2 separate regions of the Homo sapiens genome follow, and region 1 is linked to region 2. The links are chromatin contacts, found by Hi-C or POLR2A ChIA-PET in ENCODE. All regions are on one chromosome and are shown on one strand. The core of a region is the stretch at or near the end of the contact, and the rest is flanking DNA. Distances in the headings are between cores, read along the strand shown. Region 1 has its middle 24 kb from the start of ACBD3-AS1. Region 2 holds the start of LINC01703 (long intergenic non-protein coding RNA 1703).

Region 1 (4,140 bases), core at 5-2,504, 39 kb after region 2:
TTGGTTCCGGTCTGGGAAAGGGACCCCGCAATCGTCCCTCCGGCCGCCAGCAGCGCCAGGCCCCCCCCCGCAGGGGCCGGGGGTGGCGGGCCCGCCGCTGACCTCCCCCGCCCGGCCTGGGTCCCGCGCTCCGCGGGGTGACAGCAGCCGGGCGCCCTCTGGTGGCCGCCGCGCGCAGCAGGCGGGAGCGCGGAGCGTCGGGGCCTGCAACCGGGCGGGGATGACGGGGGCCGGGGACCCTGCACTTTGGGACGACCTGGCCTGGTGGCCGCGCTTCCTTCGCTACAAAAAGGAAGCACATCTTGGAAACACCGAACTTCTGTGACACCAGTAGTTACACCTGGCCTCTGAATCGGGCGAGCAGCGCCCTCGCGCCCCCAGCGCTGAGCAGGGGCGGGCGGGGAGCGGAAACGGTGGCTGTGGTTGTTGCCGCGCGGCTGGGCGCCTGGGGAGCCCGCGGAGGGGCGCGGCCGCCAGACCCCGCCCGGCCCGGAGGTGAGGAGACCTCAGCCCCGGACGCCGAGGCCCCGCCCCGCCGGCGATGCACCCCCCGCCCACCTCCGCGCCCCTTTGTTCCGCGACCGCAGTCCCGCCGAGAGCCGCACTGAAGAGCCCCAGCCTGGCCGTCCCGCGGTTTCCCGCCGCCTCACCAGTCTCGGGCGGGAGGGGCCCCGGCGCTGGCGTGGCCGCGGCTCCCACAACGCAGCCAGGACTGCACTCGGGGCTGCTGGGGCCCGCGTGCGTCCCGGGCGGCTCCACGCGTCGGGGTCGCCCCCGCGCCTCCCACCCCCGGCCTCTCGGGGCCGCCGGCTCGCGCGCCTTCCAGGCGAAGGCCAGAGGCCGCAGTGAGGGGCACCGAGTGGCGGGCTCCTCCGCACCACCCCCGGGCTTTATAATAAAAGTCGCCGTTGTTTAAGAGCCAGGTCGGAGGCGCCGCTTTCTGGGCGGTGAAAGCCGAAGCGAGAGCGGGCAATTCGCTGCGGCGGCGGCCGCTTCCTGGGCGTCGGTCCAGTGCCCCGGCCCGGCCTGGGAGACCCGCACCAACCCCGGGAGGGAGGACGGGGCGCGGGCGCAGCCTAGGGGCCGAAGCACTGCACGCACGGCCGGCGCGGGGGCAGAGGGGAGACAGGGAAGCCTGAGCTCCGCGCTGCTGAAGGCTCCGGGGATGGGTGGGCGGCGGTGAGGTAGTCTTGCCCGGGCCCTGCCCGCGTGGGCGCTTTCTGAGTCTCTGTCGCGTGACGGAGGCGGGACCTAGGCTGTGTCTCCTGCGGGGCGAAAGCACGGAAGAGATCCGAGGGCATTTCTTGAGCCTGGCAGGAGGCCAGGGGTTTTACAGGGCAGGAAGGAACCTGGAGGAACCGAGGAGCCACGTTGTTGGTTGGAAAGAAGGGTGGCCAGGTGGGGAGGAGTCTGGCAAAGGGTCCCAGACAGCAGGAAGGGCACCTGTGAAGCCGCCCTGCCGAGTGTGTGGTAGAGGCGGGGTGAAATGAGCACTGCTCATAAAAGTGACTGTTGTGATTTTTTATGAGATGGAGTCTCGCTCTGTCGCCCAGGCTGGAGTGCAGGGGAGCAACCTCGGCTCACTGCAACCTCCGCCTCCCGGGTTCACGCCATTCTCCTGCCTCGGCCTCCCCAGTAGCTAAGATTACAAGGCGCCCGCCACCACGCCCGGCTAATTTTTTTGTAGTTTTAGTAGAGACGGGGTTTTGCCATGTTGGCCAGGCTGGTCTCAAACTCCTGAGCTCAAGTGATCCGCCCCTCTCGGCCTCCCAAAGTGCTGGGATTACATGCGTGAGCCCCCAGCCTAAAAGTGACTGTTTACTACAATAAGTACAAATAATAGGTGACCAGCACTTGTCTGCTGAGGCCCTGGGGCTGGGTGTGTTTAGGGGACCCCTCTCCTCTCCAGGCCCTCCCCAAGCCTGCCCACTGATGGGGAAGCTGCAGGGCTATCCCTCCAAGGGGAGGCCCTGCCAGGCCAGGGAAGGTCCAAGTGGGTGCTCACCAAGCTTCCTAGGTTCCCAGTTTTCTTGAAACCATCTTCCCAGCACAGTCATCTCCCGTGGTTGCCTTTAGCAAGTCACATCCCCTGACTCTTTAACATCTCGGTCCTGGCAGTTTCTTGGTATGGCACCATCTCCCTATGTGGACCACAGGTTATCTATCACACTGACCCGCTGTCCCTCACACACAGTCACTCACCTGTGACACTTGGAAAGGACTAGCTCCACAGGCCTGGCCAGGGCCCAAAGGGAGGTGGCCAGCAATCGAAATCAACCCTGATGACTAAGTAGAAAAGGAGTCCTTGGGAGTATTGTGGGGAGCTCAGGGAGCTGACCAGGAGTCTGGATGGCCACAGCCACAGCCGGGGACAGTCTTGGGAGGTGACTGTGGTCACCACCACTACTGGGCTGCAGCATCGCTGAATGCAGCCCCTGCCACAACTCCACAGGCATTGGCTGTAATGATGGGCGGGGGTGCTGGGCACCACAGCGGGGAGGGAGGGCTCCTGTCCCTGCATCTTTGCCTGGGTTAGCCAGATGCCCAGGAAGGGAGAAGGAATGCTGCCCCCTTTAGCCTTTGAGGTGGGAGGAGGGGCCCTGGCTCCCATGACAGCTCACAAAATGGGGATTGCCCCTTACTAGGAGCGGTGTGCGGATGCTGATCAGCCCACCGAATGCTCACCACTGAGGGGCTGCAGCGGCCAGGTGTGAGGGGAAGAGACTGCAGAGAGGTGACAAGGCCGTCAAAGGAGAGGAGCCACCACTGGGGAGCCTGGTGGCTCAGGAAGGCAGCTGGTGTGGGTGTGGGAGAGTCGGATCAGAAGGCCAGCACTGCTCATCATGGAGCACCTGGGAGAGCAGCAGCGACTCAGCTCCTGGCACCAGGTGAGGCAGGAAAATAGGGTCTGGAGGCAGGGAACATAAGGCTCATTCACACTTCAGCTATAACCGGAAATATCCTCTCCATAGGGCATATCAGGTAAATGACTTTGTAACTTTACTTCATCCTCTCTGTTTATATAGGGCATACCCGAAGTAACCAATGAATCCTCTAGGGGGTATTTAAACTCCCCCAAATTCTGTAACAGGGCCTTTTGAATCCTACACTCAGGCCCATTCCCACACAGTGGAGTGTACTTTCATTTTCAATAAAATCTTCATTCCTTCCTTGCTTTGTTTGTGTGTCTCTTCCAATTCTTTGTTCAAGATGCCAAGAACCTGGACACTCTCCACCTTTAACACAGGGGTTGTTTAATTTACCTTTTGCCTTAGAAATATAAAAAGATACACAGTAAAGGTGTGTAAAAGGAAAGGCCTCTTTCACCCTTACCCCACCCCCATCCCTCCCTAAAGGTCCCTGTGATTAGCTTGGTGTGTGTCCAGCCCTCCCTCTGCATTTCACACGGATATGCGAACAGTGGATCAGGCTTGGGTTTGTTTCTTCCAATAAACGGCATCATGCGGTATGTATTGTTCTTTAATGTGCTTTTGGAGACGTTTCCAATCCAGCAAACCCTTTTATCCATTTCATAATATTCCGTAGAATGCATGCTCCCCATCTTGAGGGAAGTTTGGGTTGTTTCATTCTGCTTTGTTAGGACGAATGCCTGCTTTTGTGCACACAGTTGAGTATGGGGCTGGGATTTGAGGGGAAGAGGCTCTGTTTGAGTCCCTGTTGATGTGAGGTGAAGGTGTGTTGGTCCGGCACTAAGCAGGCAGTGGACAATACATGCTGAGCTGGGTTGGGAGTGGACTCTTGGGATTCGGGACTCAAAAATAATGTACGGCCAGGTAAATTGCTGGTTTTGCTTCTGGGTCACAGGAAGGGCTGCGGTCCCCGCAGACCCAGATGCGTCCACTAGATGGCGCCAAAGCCAGTAAGGTGAGGCGCTTGTGACAGAAGCCCCGACTTGCTGCAGGAGTCTGGGCCCAGGGTCTGACTCCTGAGCTCCTAGGAGATGGATGAATATTCTTCCTGCACCGCCAGCTGCCTCGCTTAAACGTGGGGAGGCTGAAGAGGGTGCAAAGCTGGGTGAACATGAGTGATTAGACAGGATGTGCCCTGGCCAAGACAGGGAGCTGAAATTCAGTCTGTGGAACAGGCTGTGATGGCCCAGAGGAAATCCATAGGTGGGAG
Region 2 (3,898 bases), core at 807-3,306:
GTCCTCCCTGGGCAACATACTCTAAAACAAAACCCAAACAAAAAATTTTAAAAAGAAATACCACATAACCATCAAAAAGACTGAGGCAGGGCTGAGCATGGTGGCTCATGCCTGTAATCCCAGCACTGTGGAGGGCGAAGCAGGCGGATTGCTTGAGCCCAGGAGTTCCAGAACAACTTGGGGCAGCATAGCAGAACCCATCTCTACAAAAAATACAAAAATTAGCCAGGTGTGCTGCTGCGCGCCTGTAGTCCCAGCTGTTCAAGAGGCTGAGGTGAGAGGATCGCCTGAACCCGGGGAGGTTGAGGCTGCAGTGAGCTGTGACCGCGTCACTGCACTCCAGCCTGGGTGACAGAGTGACACCCTGTCTCAAAAAAAAAAAAAAAAAAAAAAGGGCCGGGCGCAGTGGCTCACACTGTAATCTCAGCACTTTGGAGGCCGAGGGGGGCGGATCACAAGGTCAAGAGATTGAGACCATCCTGGCTAACACGGTGAAACCCCGTGTCTACTAAAAATACAAAAAATTAGCTGGGCGTGGTGGCGGGCGCCTGTAGTCTCAGCTACTCGGGAGGCTGAGGTAGGAGAATCGCTTGAACCCGGGAGGCGGAAATTGCGGTGAGCCGAGATCGCGCCATTGCACTCTAGCTTGGGCAACAAGAGCGAAACTCAGTCTCAAAAAAAAAAAAAAAAAAAAGGCCGATCCAATTTGTTAAATGTGTGTATGTATGTATTTTTAGTTTTTGAGACGGAGTTGCTCTGTTGTCCAGGCTGGAGTGCAGTGGCACAATCTTGGCTCACTGCAACTTCTGCCTCCCGGGTTCAAGTGATTCTCGTGCCTCAGCCTCCCGAGTGGCTGGGACCACAGGTGCGTGTCACCACGCCTGGCTAATTTTTGTATGTTTAGTAGAGACAGGGTTTCGCCATGTTGGCCAGGCTGGTCCCAAACGCCTGATCTCAGGTGATCCGCCCGCCTCATCCTCCCAAAGTGCTGGGATTACAGGCGTGAGCCACCACGCCCGGCCAGTTTCAAACATTTGCAAGGTCTATATGTTGTATATGAATTAGTAAAAGAAACATTACACATCAAACCTGTGATTTCGTATAACACCTCTAAATTTGAGTCAATTAAAACATCGTAATAATAAGAGTTCAGTTTTACAATTAGTGCTGGCAAGGCAAAAATAACGAAAGTGGTAGGAGGTCCGGGGATTATGTGAGAGAACGCATGACAAATGTTTAGCACAGAGCCGGGCACACACAGTGAGGGCTCAATTCACGGTGGATTTTATTTGGTCATCATCATCACATTTGGAGCTGAAATAGAACAGTTCTGATTCCAAGTGAAGGGGAGGTAGAGTGGAGGGGGTGGGGAGGGCTAGCTTGGATTTCTGCTAAGATGTCACAGCCTCGGATACCCTCAAGGCATGCCATGCCCGGGCTTAGCTGGGTGAGGGGCCTGTGAAGCTTGTTGGTGTGTAAGAGACCTCGGTGGCATCACTGTCAGCGCAGCCGAAGCCACCACGCTAGCTCCAGACTGGTCAGCAGATGGCCGCGCACCAGGCCCTTCCTGCGGCCCGGGCGACTCGTCTCTTAGTGGAGGAAGTAGCCGGCCCCGGACACACTCCTGAGGAGCGCTGCCCGCAGTCTCGGGAAACGGGGCGTGGGGCCAGCTGCTCCTTCCAACTCCTCCTCGGGGGCAGCATGAGGGAGGGTCGCTGTCAGGGCCTCGAGGACTAAGGGTTCAGGGTGCCCGCCGCTCGTCCCCTCCCCCCTCCCCCCCAGGTCGTGGAGGCCGGTCCCCAGCATCTCTCCAGCGTCCCCACTGTCGTGGCTCCGGGGCGGGCTTCTCCCTTTTCAGGCATTTCTGAAATCGCCGCCTCACCCGGGCTCTCTTCCTCCGGCTCGCCCTCCCCAGCCCCAGGTGCCAGAGAGAACTTTCCCCAAAACGCGAAACTGATCCTTTCAGACGCCTCGCGTTCGCCCAACAGCACCTCTAGCCTCGGTCGTTGTCACGTGACGCGGCCCCAAGGCCCAGGCCACGCCCCCGGAGCTCGCCACGCCCACCGGGTCCGCCCCCACGCGGCCGCCTGCACAGGGGGTTCCAGCCACCCGCGCTCTCCCAGGTTTGCCGACCTTACGGGCCCTTCTCCGCCAGCCCTGGCTGGGTCACCCCCACGACCCGGGACTCCCCCGCCGTTCCCTCCCGGGCTGCCTGCAGTGAGGTCCGCTCCTGAGGCCTCAGCCTCGCCGGGGGTAGGGCCCTCTCCCGCCGTCGCCGCAGCTCCTTTCCGTCCCGGGGCCTGGGGGGCACCGTCCCACGGGTGAGGGCCGCCTCCAGCGCCTGGCCCAGCCATGCGAACGCCTGGAGCCCGCGAGCTGCAGCTGCGGCCCTGAAGGTGCCGCATATCCTGCCGAGTGGGTGAAGCGTGGCACTTTGGAAAACAAATCGGGTTAGTGCTCAGCAGCCTCCGGGCCGATGGGTGGGGATGTCATACTATGAACTGAGAGCCCGCGAGCTGGAAAAAACAGTGCCAGTCCTGCCCGCGCGTCGCGGGACTCAGTAATTCCCGGCTCCGCAGCGCTCGAGCCTGTTCTCCGCAGCTTCATACCCTCTGCCCCGCGAAAGTGACCTCAGGGGCCGGGCGTGTTGGCTCACGCCTGTAATCCAGCACTTTGGGAGGTCAAGGCGGGCGGCTCAGTTGAGGCCAGGAGTTCGAGACCAGCCTGGCCAACAGGGCGAAAACCCATCTCTACTAAAAATACAAAAATTAGCCAGACGTGGTGGCGCACACCTGTAACCCCCAGCTACTCAGGAGGCTGAGGCAGGAAAATCACTTGAACCCGGGAGGCGGAGGTTGCAGTGAGCCGAGATCACACCACTGCACTCCAGCGTGGGTGACAGAGCGAGACTCCGTCTCAAAAAAGAAAGAAAGAAAAAGAAAAGAAAAAAGTGAGGCCGGGCACAGTGGCTCACGCCTATAATCCCAGCAATTTGGGAGGCCTAGGCAGGTGGATCACGAGGTCAGAAGTTCAAGACGAGCCTGGCCAAGATGGTGAAACCCCGTCTCTACTAAAAATTCAAAAATTAGCCGGGCATGGCTGGGCGCAGTGGTTCACACCTGTAATCCTAGCACTTCAGGAGGCCAAGGCAGGTGGATCACTTGAGGTCAGGAGTTCGAGACCAGCCTGGCCAACATGGTGAAAACCCATCTCACTAAAAATACAAAAATTAGCCGGGCTTGGTGGCAGGCGCCTATAATCCCAGCTACTTGGGAGGCTGAGGGAAGAGAATCACTTGAACCGTGGAGGCAGAGGTTGCAGTGAGCCGAGATCTCACCACTGCACTCCAGCCTGGGCGACAAAGCGAGACCCTGTCTCAAACAAAACAAAATAATAAAATAAAATAAAAATTAGCCAGGTGTGGTGGTGTGTGTCTGTAGTCCTAGCTACTTGGGTGGCTGAGCTGGGAGGATCACCTGCTCAAGAGTTTGAGGCTACAGTGAGCTGAGATCACACCACTGCACTCCAACCTGGGTGACAGAGCGAGATCCTGCCTTAAAAACAAACAAGGGCTGGGCACAGTGGCTCACCCCTGTGATCCCAGCACTTTTGGAGGCCAAGGTGGGCGGATCACCTGAGGTCAGGAGTTCAAGACCAGCCTGGCCACCATGGTGAAAACCCGTCTCTACTAAAAATACAAAAATTAGCCAGGCGTGGTGGCAGGTGCCTGTAATCTTAGCTACTTGGCAGGCTGAGGCAGGAGAATTGCTTGAACTGGGGAGGCAGAGGTTGCAGTGAGCCGAGATCGCACCATTGCACCCCAGTCTGGGCAAAAAGAGTGAAACTCTATCTCAGAAAAAAAAAGAAAAGAAAAGAAAGAAAAAAGAAAAAGAAGGCT

What was found. A loop is a pair of places that touch in the nucleus more often than their neighbours do. ChIA-PET counts read pairs that join two places held with the same protein, here RNA polymerase II (POLR2A). Pooled maps may share reads with other maps.
Region 1: a map of CD8-positive, alpha-beta T cell shows a loop between it and region 2 (8-fold over the local background). The contact joins the enhancer-like site here to the promoter of LINC01703 in region 2. A Hi-C loop is called at or near these places in 45 of 168 maps with a recorded cell type or tissue (A673, B cell, CD14-positive monocyte and 36 more), 32 of 37 single-sample maps with no recorded cell type and 42 of 50 pooled maps. POLR2A ChIA-PET finds 5 or more read pairs at or near these places in 36 of 52 experiments (A549, AG04449, AG04450 and 28 more).

Annotation. Positions count from the first base shown.
Region 1 is chr1:226,121,482-226,125,621 of GRCh38, forward strand. No RefSeq gene overlaps it. Among named protein-coding and RNA genes, the nearest start is that of ACBD3-AS1, 24 kb to the right of the region's middle. RefSeq lists silencers at 1-212, 393-782, 793-1,172 and enhancers at 1,263-1,492, 3,727-4,021. Within about 2 kb of position 1,255, at least 36 of the 41 ENCODE cell types and tissues checked have a DNase peak (open chromatin) inside an H3K27ac peak, as active enhancers do; they include A673, B cell, CD4-positive, alpha-beta T cell and 20 more, where a contact is called at or near this core.
Region 2 is chr1:226,081,519-226,085,416 of GRCh38, forward strand. LINC01703 (long intergenic non-protein coding RNA 1703) reads left to right here and starts at 2,057. Exons shown (of 4, transcript NR_146920.1): 1 at 2,057-2,450. RefSeq lists an enhancer at 1,036-1,903 and silencers at 1,718-1,767, 1,878-2,457.